Regions from separate parts of the Homo sapiens genome. Here all the other regions are linked to region 1. Evidence: chromatin contacts called from ENCODE Hi-C or POLR2A ChIA-PET data. All regions are on one chromosome and are shown on one strand. The core of a region is the stretch at or near the end of the contact, and the rest is flanking DNA. Distances in the headings are between cores, read along the strand shown. Region 1 overlaps CUL1 (cullin 1). Region 2 holds the start of ZNF425 (zinc finger protein 425). Region 3 has its middle 25 kb from the start of ZNF786. Region 4 holds the start of GHET1 (gastric carcinoma proliferation enhancing transcript 1).

Region 1 (2,567 bases), core at 25-2,524:
GTGTCAAAAATAAATAAGTAAAATATGGGTTTAAGTTATTGTTGATGCTTTTGTGTCTCTGCCCCTTAGCAATAACCTCCAAAACCCACCACTCTTAGGGTGACAAATAAATACAAATTGTACAGACCATGAGGGAAATTGACTAGAAAATTTTGTAACTACAAAGAAAGGTGCATCTTGACTAGGGGCATTACTATAAAAAATACCAGTGGGCCGGGCGCGGTACGCCTGTAATCCCAGCACTTTGGGAGGCCAAGGCGAGCGGATCACCTGAGGTCAGGAGTTCGAGACCAGCCTGACCAACATGTAGAAACCCCGTCTCTACTAAAAATACAAAATTAGCCAGGCATGGTGGTGCATGCCTGTAATCCCAGCTACTCAGGAGGCTGAGGCAGGAGAATCGCTTGAACCCGGGAGGCGGAGGTTGTGGCGAGCCGAGATCACGCCACTACATTCCAGCCTGGGCGGACAGAGCGAGACTCCGTCTCAGAAAAAATACGAGCAAATGTAAATGTCTAGAGGCTTACTGCTGTTTCGGAATCATAAGTGAAGCTGATGCTACAGGTTTTACCACATTTTCTCCTTTTTTTTTTTTGGTTGGGGTTTCGCTGTTGTCTCCTAGGCTGGAGTGCAATGGCACGATCTCAGCTCACTGCAACCCCCGCCTTCTGGTTGGTTTTCAAGCAATTCTCCTGCGTCAGCCTCCCAAGTAGCTAGGATTAAAGGCGCCCACCACCATGCCCGGCTAATTTTTTTTGTGTGTTTTTAGTAGGGACGGGTTTCACCATGTTGGTCAGGCTGGTCTCGAACTCCTGACCTCAGGTGATCTGCCCGCCTCGGCCTCCCAAAGTACTGAGATTACAGGCAGGAGCCATCGTGCCCAGCCCACATTTTCTCCTTTATTATAGGTATGGCCAGATTGTTTTGAGACAGAGTGGGAAGCAAAATTTAAAAAGTCCCCTTCCCAAAAGAACCCTGCTTCTTATTGAATGTTGTCATCGAGTTACAGATTTTTGTGAGCTCAGAAGACATACTCAAATCATTGAGAAACTGTTTTTCCAAATTATTTATTCTTGACTGATTTAAATGTACACTTCTGTGCATATATGTTTCTCCTCATACTCTCTCCCCAGTGTCCATAATTTCGGAAAATACTAAAAAGTTCTTAGTACTTGATGTTGTAATAGCTAGTAAGGAAATTTTCAGCAAGATGCTTTTTAGCAAATGCAGCATTGAACATATGTGCAGAGAATGGGGGTGCAAATCTGACAGGTGGAACCACAGGTGCGGTGGGTGACATCACTCACTGTGAGCCTTGAGTGGTTCAGGGACCACGGGGGACATGTGTCAGGAGCATCTTACCAGAAAGAGGTGTCGCTTAACTGTGCCCAGTTCCTTCAGGAGAGCGGTTAAAGTGGTAAATTGTCTTTAAAACAAAAAACATAAAAGCCCTAAATCAAATAAAGAGCACGGTAGCGCCGTTTCTCCTTTTGAACCAGTTTGTAGTGAAACGGGAAGTGTATTTGAAAGTTTGCTCAGCTAGGGAAAATTACTGATCAGAGTTTTCGACTCAGGGTTAAATTATCTTAGTCGAAAGAAAAATAATAGAAAGGGGTGTCTTATTGATGAATAGATTCATGTTCACTTAGTGATACACTAGCTTCCAAAATCTGCTTATTGAGCAGATACTTATTCAAGGCCCCACAATCAACTGCAGGGCAAACGGTTCACCACACATGAGGGAAATTTGGAAATTAGTTGAAGAGGATTGTGGGAACTGTGAATTGAGATTGTTCATCTAAATGGGAGTTAATAGCGTTTGTGGTTGACTAAGGGCATCCTTTACGGAAGTGGACCTCACGTGCACACCTCACTGGGAGAGGGAGAGACCTGCCAGGAGGTGCACATCTGGCCTTCCACGCTTAGTGGCCTGAGGATGTTTCCCTGGGGCACCACTTCCACAGGCCCTCTAAAAGGAGGGCAGAATGGCTTGCTGTTTGTATCTTTGTATTTGTGTTAAGCTGGGTTCTGAAAATACAGTGGTGCCAAGACAGAAGAGAAACTTTTTGGATGCTGATGTGCAGTGAAAGCTCTCCAGTAGCGGCTTTTCCAAAGTCAGTGGGTTTCATACAACAGCATCCCATTCATTCACTAGCAAGAGAGCTAGGAAGTCCTGTGGAGCTGGTGTTTTAAAGTATTCTGTTAAACATGTATTTCATGGTAGAATGAAAGATTCATGTGAATTTTAAGATAGAGTGATATTTCAAGGAAAATTTAACTCTGTCACAGCTTAGGCTGGATCCCCAGGTCTGTCCCGATACAAAGGATTCCTCCACCCTGTGCTGAAAGTTACATTTTGGTGGGAATTTTAGAGAAGTGCCACCTCTGGTGTCATCAGTTATCAAAGGTATTGTGGAGTTTTCAGGTAACGTTAATTTACTTCATTTTGACTTCAAAAATAAGCATGGGTGGTTTAACATTTAAATACTATCTTAGGAATTGCATAGATATTAGAAACCCTTTATAGTAGTGTTAACATGAATAGTAGCAAATGCTTACCGTGTGTC
Region 2 (2,567 bases), core at 29-2,528, 410 kb after region 1:
ATATTCCAGGAGATTCCCAATCACTTAAAGAGGAGAGAAAAAAAGAAAGCCTGGCTGTAGAAACAAAGCTTGGAGAAATCAGAAAAGAATCTGTACCTGCCAAAGGAGGGTGGGGAAAAGGAGTGGGAAGCAAAAGGGAAGAATCAAATGCAAATAAGGAGCATTACATTCCTAAGATTATAAAATTTCATTGGGGGCACAAGAAAAACTTGCACACTTAAGCAAGTTATACTTAACTGAATGTAACAGGGTTTCTTGGATTAAGCCTCAGGATACGCCTTTCAAACTCTAAAACCGGTGCTCAAATTTTCAATACTACATTACAATACTACAGCATTTACGGTAAATTCGATTTACGCTAACCACCCAATTCATTTTAAGTTTTCTGTCCTTTCCTAGAGGGAGCGGTCTCCAATTTCTCTCAGTTCCAGCTTTCCTTCTCCTTTTTCTCATCTGCTTAACACTGATGTGCTTCTCTGAAACTACCTTCAGCAGGAGAGCACGGGCCCCAGAGAGACCCCGAGGTTCAGAGCCCCGACACTGAAGGCAGGGACAGCGTTGTTGATCTGAGCCTACAACAGGCCGAGAAACAGATCTTTCCCACCCGGATTCTTTCTCCCAAACCAACTTTTATTTATGTATTAAACAGACGGGGTCTGGCTGTTGCCCAGGCTGGAGGGCAGTGGCTATTCACAGGCGCGATCCCACTAACGATCAGCACTGGGGTTTTGCCCTGCTCGGTTTCCGAGCTGGGCCGGTTCCCCCTCCCTGGGGAACCTGGTGGTCCCCGCTCCCGAGAGGTCACCACACAGATGCAGAACTCAGAGGCACCGCGCGACGGACCTAGCGCATATACAGCGCAGAGCTCCCGGGCTCAAGCGCTGCTCCCGCCTCAGCCTTCCGAGTGGCCGGGGCCACAGACGCGCGCGGCCAAGCCCGGCCAGACCAGCTTTTCCCCAGGTCAATTCCAGAACAGCACACGCAGCAAGACTGCACCTTCTCCAGCCCAGCCCGGAGCTCAGTCCGTGGGCCACTGCCAACCCCCAGGCCCAGGCCCCGGCCGCCCCACTCCCTGGACGCGGACCCCAATCCAGCTGCGACAGGGACCCGAGTTTCGACAGAGCCTGCATCCTCCACCGGCCCTTCTTACCGAAGCCGGCTCGGCCATGGCGGTTCCGCACGAACCGGCCCTGCCTGGCACGGCCTCCCCTCCGCTCCGCCCCAACCCAACTCCCAGGTACAGCCCTGCTGGCCCCCAAAGGCAGAGCCGGCCGGGCGCGGTGCATGCTGGGACTCGGCGCTCGGAAGCGGAAGCCGCTCCGCCCCATAGCGCCCCCTGCGGGCGGGAGGAGCGGCGCCGCCAGAGGGAGTCGGTCCTCAGAGGAGGGGCCCGGGCACCCTCCGTGCGGGCCGCAGCACGCCGGTCTTTGAGGGACCCTTGGACTCCCGGATCTGCATGCGAGGGATGCGGTCGAAGACGAGATGAGGGAGCTGACGGGAGGGGAAACGGAGGGGCAGGTGAACATGGAGAGAGCAGGAACAGGGAGAGAGTAGGGACAGCGACTGGGAGACGCGCTCCACAGAAACCCGGACTGAGAGGCAGCGAGAGGGTGAGAGTCCGGTGCTGTTCCTTCCAAAGCTGCCCCCAAGTCAGGGATGAGCTCGAGGGTTTCGTTTGTGAGGGGGTCCCGGGAATCCAGCGAGGCCGGGTAGGTGGTGGGGGGCGCGCGGTGGCCCGGGGTGTCCGTCCCGCCGGGGGCGCGGAGGCCGTGTGGGCCCCGGGCATGTCCCGTCGGGGACGCGGAGGAGGGGTCCGCCCACCACGTCCGGTCCCCGTGGGTGCAGCGCCCTTCTGGGCTCCCCGAGCGTCCACACTCCCTCCTTGGCAGAGAAAGGCCTCGGGCAGAGACCCCATGCGGAAGCCACCCCGGCCTCGGGGCCGCCTGCGGGGACTCAGGGTCGCCCAGGGATGCGGGCCGGGCACCCCTAGCCCCCGGCGGGAGACTGTGACAGAGCGGGAGAAGACGGAGGAGGCCATGACACAGGGCGTGAGAAACACGAAGACGCAAAAACGGGAGAGGTGGGAAGACGCAGAAGGGGAAACCAGGGAGAGACAGAAAGGAGAGAGAGGGCAAGGAAGGGGGTGGCGACTGTCCCCAGAAAATCAACCTCGCATTCTGTCCTAGTCATGTTTTAGGTGTCAGGCTAAAGTAACAAATGAAAAGTGTGTAGTTAGAAAGGATGTCCATGAGAAAGTAGTCCCTGCATAGGCTGAGGAGCGTGTGCACATCTGTATTTGTCCCGGAATCGTGAAATGTAGATGCACCTTACTGATTAAAGGGTTAAAAAAAAAAAACCTTACATTAAAACTAACGTTTCGGATGGGCGCGGTGCCTCACGCCTGTAATCCCAGCACTTTGGGAGGCGGAGGCGGGCGGATCACGAGGTCAGGAGAGCGAGACCATCCTGGCTAACGGCGAAACCCCGTCTCTACTAAAAATACAAAAAAAAAAAAAAAAAAAATAGCCGAGCGTTGTGGCGGGCGCCTGTAGTCCCAGCTCCTAGGG
Region 3 (2,567 bases), core at 27-2,526, 350 kb after region 1:
TGGGAGGCCAAGGCAGGCGGGCACGTGGTCAGGAGTTCGAGACCAGCCTGGCCAATATGGTGAAACTCAGTCTCTACTAAAAATACAAAGCTTAGCCGGACATGGTGGTGCGTGCCTGTAGTCCCAGCAACTCAGGAGGCTGAGGCAGGAGAATCACTTGAACCTGAGAGGCGGAGGTTGCAGTGAGCCGAGATCGCGCCACTGCACTCCAGCCTGGGCAACTGAGTGATACTCCGTCTCACTCACACACACACACACTCGCCGGGGGGGGGGGGGGGTGGCGCACGCCTGTAATCCCAGCTACACACACACACACACACACACACACACACACACTAGCCGGGCGTGGTGGCGCACGCCTGTAATCCCAGCTGCTTGGGAAGCTGAGGCACGAGAATCGCTTGAACCCGGGAGGCGGAGGTTGCAGTCGGCTGACATGGCACCACTGCACTCCAGCCTGGGTGACAGAGCGAGACTCCGTCTTAAATAAATAAATAAAAAGAAAATGGAAGTGCCTAATATTGCAATTCAGCATTGTACTTTCACATGTGCCCTTTATGGGAATCCTTTTCTTTTCTCACCCGTAATTTCCTGTTCTTTCTCCCAATCTGCACCTCATCCAGCAGAGTCTCCGCCCACAAGCTGCGCTTAGGGAAGCAGGCACTCTCCGGAAACTCTGGACTGAGTAAAATCAATGGGTGCGTGCGGGACTCCTCCACTGATTCTTTGATTCCACAGCATTTGTACAGCACCCACGGGGGCCCCACACTAGGTGGGAAACGAAGATGAAAAGTCGCAGTCTCTGTTCCAAAGACCGCAGAGCCCAGGGCTGCGTTTCCTTCCCGGCCTTTTGTCCAGGCCCCAGGGAGCGAGCTGGGGGAAGGCTCCCCGGCCAGGGCTTCCCCACAGATTTTACTAGGTCAGGGCAGCCCCGGGGAGGCGCCTCCTCCCAGCCGGAACCGCCCGACTCCGCTTCGTCCTCTTGGGCCCACGGACCACTCCCCACTGCCCCAGCCCCAACACCTGCAGATCCTGCGAGCCCGAGCCCTCCCGCGACCGCCCAGAGAGGGTCTGACACCCGAAGGGGAACCCCAGGGACTAGTCCTGCCGTAGTCTAAGCTCTGGTCTCGCGGAGGAAAAGCAGGGGCGGCCCCCGTACGCGGGGCCTGCGCCCTTCAGCCCCAGCCCCACCCTGCGCGACCCCGGGATCTCGCTCGGCGGCGGCCGTTGCCCAGGGCACAGGCAGGGCATGCTGAGAACGCTCTGCCTTTCCTGTGCCTGGACACGGCTCGGGCTGGGATCCCACAGCGCCGCCTTCTGGCGGGAGGCACCCCCGCGGCGCTGTGCATTCTGGGCTCCCTGGATCTCTGAACTTGAATTGGAGCTGCTCCAAGCTCTCCAGAGATAACCTCCTTTAGGGTTACACGAGATTGCCTCTGAAATTGATAGGTATGTAAATTAGTAGGGATTTGGAGAATGTGTAACGTCGCCATTTTCGGTTTCAATTTTTGCTACTACAAGCCGCCTGTCTTCACAATGAAACTGTGTTATCGGCCGGGCGCGGTGGCTCATGCCTATAATCCCAGCACTTTAGGAGGCTGAGGCGGGCGGATCACCTGAGGTCAGGAGTTTGAGACCAGCCTGGCCAACATGGTGAAACCCCGTCTCTACTAAAAATACAAAAATTAGCCGGGCGTGGTGGCACGCGCCTGTAGTCCCAGCTACTCGGGTGGCTGAGGCGGGAGAATCACTTGAACCCAGGAGGTGAAGATTGCAGTGAGCCGAGATCGCACCACTGCACTCCAGCCTGAGCAACAGAGCAAGATTCCGTCTCAAAAAAAAAAAAAAAGAAAAAAGAAACTGTTATTAAATAAAATAATAGGAGTCCATTGGTTCGGACTCAGCTCCAGCACTAGGCTCCAAGAGACCACACCAAGATGGAGTTACTCATGCAAAAGTGCCACATCACCAAACAGGCCAGCATAAGGAAGACCCCTCTGCTTTTTTTTTTTTTTTTTTTTTTTGAGACAGAGTCTCACTCTGTCGGCCAGGCTGGAGTGAAGTGGCACAATCTTGGCTCACTGCAACCTCTGCTTCCCGGGCTCAAGCACTTCTCCTGCCTCAGCCTCCCAAGTAACTGGGATTACAGGGGTGTGTCACCACGCCCGGCTAATTCTTGTATTTTTAGTAGAGACGGGGGTTTCACCATGTTGGCCAGGCTGGTCTTGAACTCCTGACCTCAGGTAATCCACCTGCCTCGGCCTCCCAAAGTGCTGGGATTACAAGTGTGAGCCACCGTGCCCGGCCAGAAGACACCCCCTCTGCTTTAACCTTTAGAAGAAAAAAGTAACTTTGAAACAACCAACCCACTTTTAGTTTTCTGTTTCTGCTTTTCCCAAGCTTTTTCTGTCCATAAAACCAACCGCGGGCCGGGTGCAGTGGCTCACACCTATAATCCCAGCACTTTGGGAGGCCAAGGTGGGCAGATCACGAGATCAGGAGTTCGAGACCAGCCTGGCCATCCTGGTGAAACCCCCGTCTCTACTAAAAATACAAAAAATTAGCCA
Region 4 (2,567 bases), core at 38-2,537, 280 kb after region 1:
AGAAAGTGGCTCTGGTGCCTCACGTGGTGAGCATCCCGCAATGTACTCTGCCCTCTTCCGCCTTCTCTATTTTCAAACTCTTGGACTTGGTTTGTCTTCCTCCAAAATACTTTCTCTCTGAAAATGTTCACATCTCTTAGCTTCAAAACTTAACTGGATTGTCGACTTTGAAATGCCTCTTAATTTTGTCCATTGAGTGTTGTATCATCAAATACCAGTCCTTAATCCTACTGATATTAAAACATTAAAAAAATCCTGGCCGTGCGCGGTGGCTCACGCCTGTAATCCCAGCACTTTGGGAGGTTGAGGCAGGAGGATCACTTGAGGTTAGGAGTTCAAGACCAGCCTGGCCAACATGGCGAAACTTCGGTCTTTACAAAAATAGAAAAATTAGCCAGGCGTGGTGGCGCGCGCCTATAGTCCCAGCTACTCAGGAGGCTAAGGCAAGATAATCGCTTGGACCCACGAGGCGGAGGTTGCAGTGAGCCGAGATCACACCACTGCACTCCAGCCTGGGTGACAGAGACTCCAGCCTGTCTCAAAAAAAAAAAAAAAAAAAAAAAAAAAGAAAGAAAAGAAAAGAAAAAGTACAAGAAAAAGAAAAACCCCTATTCACCCTCATCCCATTTCCTGTCTTTGATCTCTTAGGACATACTATACCATCTTTACCAATAATTGGTCCGTAGTATCTATTACTATTTATTTGATTTTTGTTTTCTTTTTCCTTCTTGTCTGTGATGGGTTTTCCCAAATTTACTGTTTGTTTCTGGAAGAAAAGAATAGTACTTCGTTTTCCCCCTGTATTCCATGCTTTATTTAATGATGCTGACTTTCAACATTTTAAAATTGAGATGAAAACAAGAAACGAGGGATGCCAGGAGAGTGGAAACTCTCGTAAAAGACTAGTCAAGTGCAGTAGTGAGAAGGGGGGAAAGAGTAGAACAAGGAGTTCGATCTGTAACTGACTGTGAACAATCAATTGAGATAACTCACTACCTTCGGACCAGCCAATAAGTCCTCCTACTGTTTGAACTATTTAAAGCCCCCAAATTTGTTCATTTTCCCCTTACAGTGATATTCTGGTTTCAGTTTACTGATGACTATATTTACAATATTAATGATATATATATACTCTAAGAATTCCCTGGCACATCTATTTATCAATAGCTGGAAAAACGTACTGAATAACAAGAATCAGACGTGTTGCTAAGCATCCTGGGAAAGAGATATGCAAAATTAGCATTTCGTCATCAGGGCGTCTTTCCCCCGGTTTGTCTTGAGTGGCTCAGCCACCGCAAGGTACCAGAGAGCCGCCCAATCTGCGCTGGCCTCCTTTATCTGTTTGCTGTGTGACCCTCCGGACAGCTCTGTGGGACCTGGAGGAAACTGTGAGCCCTACAGATAAAGTCTGTGCTTCCAGCGTCGGTAAATCCCAGCAAGCGCCACTACCTGGAGGCTGACACTTTCCCATCTTGGCAGTCAGCTCCCTACAGAGGTGCTTCTCCCACTGCCCAAGATCCCTGCCTCCTCCTTAAACCCCAACTGATAGAACAGAAACCACCACCTAAGGAACGTGAAGGGGAAGCATCTGAAACACCAGAAGATCTTGGATTGTTCCTGAGGACTTCAGAATCTACAGGGACAAAAGGCAGAAGCAGGAAGTCCGAAGTAAAGATGACTAAGAAAAGGCGGGTGGAAAAGATTTCTGTGAAAGTGTCAGAGGCAAAGCTCTGAAAGACCTGAAACTCATGCCGAAAGCAAAGAACAGCAAAAAGACAGTAGGGATGTGTCTGGAGCAACAAGGATCGGGCTGTTCCTGGGGCAGCCGAATTCACAGCTCTGTTTTACTCCTAATGGAGGATCTTCCTGCTGCAGCGGCGAGTAGACCTTACTGTAAAGGTGCAGGCAAGGGGAGGGGAAGGGCAGGCAGCTGCCCATTGGAGTTCACATCTCCAAGCCTGAGAAAATGTGTTCCTGGATGCCCCAAGCCAATGGAAAAGCAGAATCATTGACTATGTTTGACTCCTTCTGGTACCTAGCACAGTATCTGGGACACAGCAGGTGCTATGTAAATGTGTTGAGTGAATGAATGAATGAATGCCATTGAGGAGAATGAATAACCCCAGAAAACTAGACATGGGTAGATGTTGTCCTAATTTCAAAAGAGGGGAAAATGAGAGTGAGAGTTTCATAAATGACAATCTCTAAACGATGTTGCTCTCTAGCAAAATTCTAGAATGGATTATTTTAAGAACAAAGCAGGTAAACATTGGCAGCCAACTTGAAATTAATAAGAAAAAGGTGTGCGCCAGAATAGTTTTATTTCCTTTTGTTTTTCATTGTACAGCTTGATTTGACTAAGTTGTTTATACCTTTCACTCTGCCTTTGCATGCACTGGGGGTGATCTAGTCTACTATGTGGACTGGAAGTCCACCCAGTGGCCAGGCTCAGAGGCAGGGAAGGGGGGTTGGTGCCATTCTGGGAGAGGAGGTTTCTGGGGCTGTTTCTCAGCCAGATCCTGTCTCATCTGTTTCCAACAACCCCACAAATGAAGACACTGAAGCTG

Evidence for each region. Hi-C counts contacts between places; a loop is a spot of excess contacts on that map. ChIA-PET counts read pairs that join two places held with the same protein, here RNA polymerase II (POLR2A). Pooled maps may share reads with other maps.
Region 2: a loop to region 1 is called in a map with no recorded cell type, with 2.5 times the contacts of the local background. The contact joins the promoter of ZNF425 here to the enhancer-like site in region 1. A Hi-C loop is called at or near these places in 1 of 168 maps with a recorded cell type or tissue (sigmoid colon), 3 of 37 single-sample maps with no recorded cell type and 5 of 50 pooled maps. POLR2A ChIA-PET finds 5 or more read pairs at or near these places in 4 of 52 experiments (A673, CD4-positive, alpha-beta T cell, GM12878 and 1 more).
Region 3: a map of CD8-positive, alpha-beta T cell shows a loop between it and region 1 (7-fold over the local background). The contact joins two enhancer-like sites. A Hi-C loop is called at or near these places in 1 of 168 maps with a recorded cell type or tissue (CD8-positive, alpha-beta T cell) and 2 of 37 single-sample maps with no recorded cell type. POLR2A ChIA-PET finds 5 or more read pairs at or near these places in 4 of 52 experiments (GM10248, activated CD4-positive, alpha-beta T cell, activated T-cell and 1 more).
Region 4: a loop to region 1 is called in a pooled map, with 2.7 times the contacts of the local background. The contact joins the promoter of GHET1 here to the enhancer-like site in region 1. A Hi-C loop is called at or near these places in 1 of 168 maps with a recorded cell type or tissue (endothelial cell of hepatic sinusoid), 1 of 37 single-sample maps with no recorded cell type and 9 of 50 pooled maps. POLR2A ChIA-PET finds 5 or more read pairs at or near these places in 7 of 52 experiments (B cell, H1, Panc1 and 4 more).

The regions. Positions count from the first base shown.
Region 1 is chr7:148,710,082-148,712,648 of GRCh38, forward strand. All of the region lies in intron 1 of CUL1 (cullin 1), which reads left to right. Among named protein-coding and RNA genes, the nearest start is that of CUL1, 12 kb to the left of the region's middle. Within about 2 kb of position 1,275, at least 2 of the 41 ENCODE cell types and tissues checked have a DNase peak (open chromatin) inside an H3K27ac peak, as active enhancers do; they include B cell, where a contact is called at or near this core.
Region 2 is chr7:149,125,046-149,127,612 of GRCh38, forward strand. It overlaps ZNF425 (zinc finger protein 425), which reads right to left and starts at 1,279. Exons shown (of 4, transcript NM_001001661.3): 1 at 1,151-1,279. The coding sequence starts at 1,168. It also overlaps the pseudogene RN7SL521P and a transcript of ZNF398 not described here. RefSeq lists enhancers at 1-194, 442-993, 994-1,545, 2,209-2,258 and silencers at 704-877, 1,609-2,048.
Region 3 is chr7:149,064,660-149,067,226 of GRCh38, forward strand. No RefSeq gene overlaps it. Among named protein-coding and RNA genes, the nearest start is that of ZNF786, 25 kb to the right of the region's middle. RefSeq lists an enhancer at 646-1,528 and a silencer at 1,018-1,247. Within about 2 kb of position 1,277, at least 38 of the 41 ENCODE cell types and tissues checked have a DNase peak (open chromatin) inside an H3K27ac peak, as active enhancers do.
Region 4 is chr7:148,986,240-148,988,806 of GRCh38, forward strand. GHET1 (gastric carcinoma proliferation enhancing transcript 1) reads left to right here and starts at 1,288. Exons shown (of 1, transcript NR_130107.1): 1 at 1,288-2,567. It also overlaps RNY1. RefSeq lists a silencer at 935-1,004 and enhancers at 1,147-1,647, 1,215-1,264, 1,585-1,634.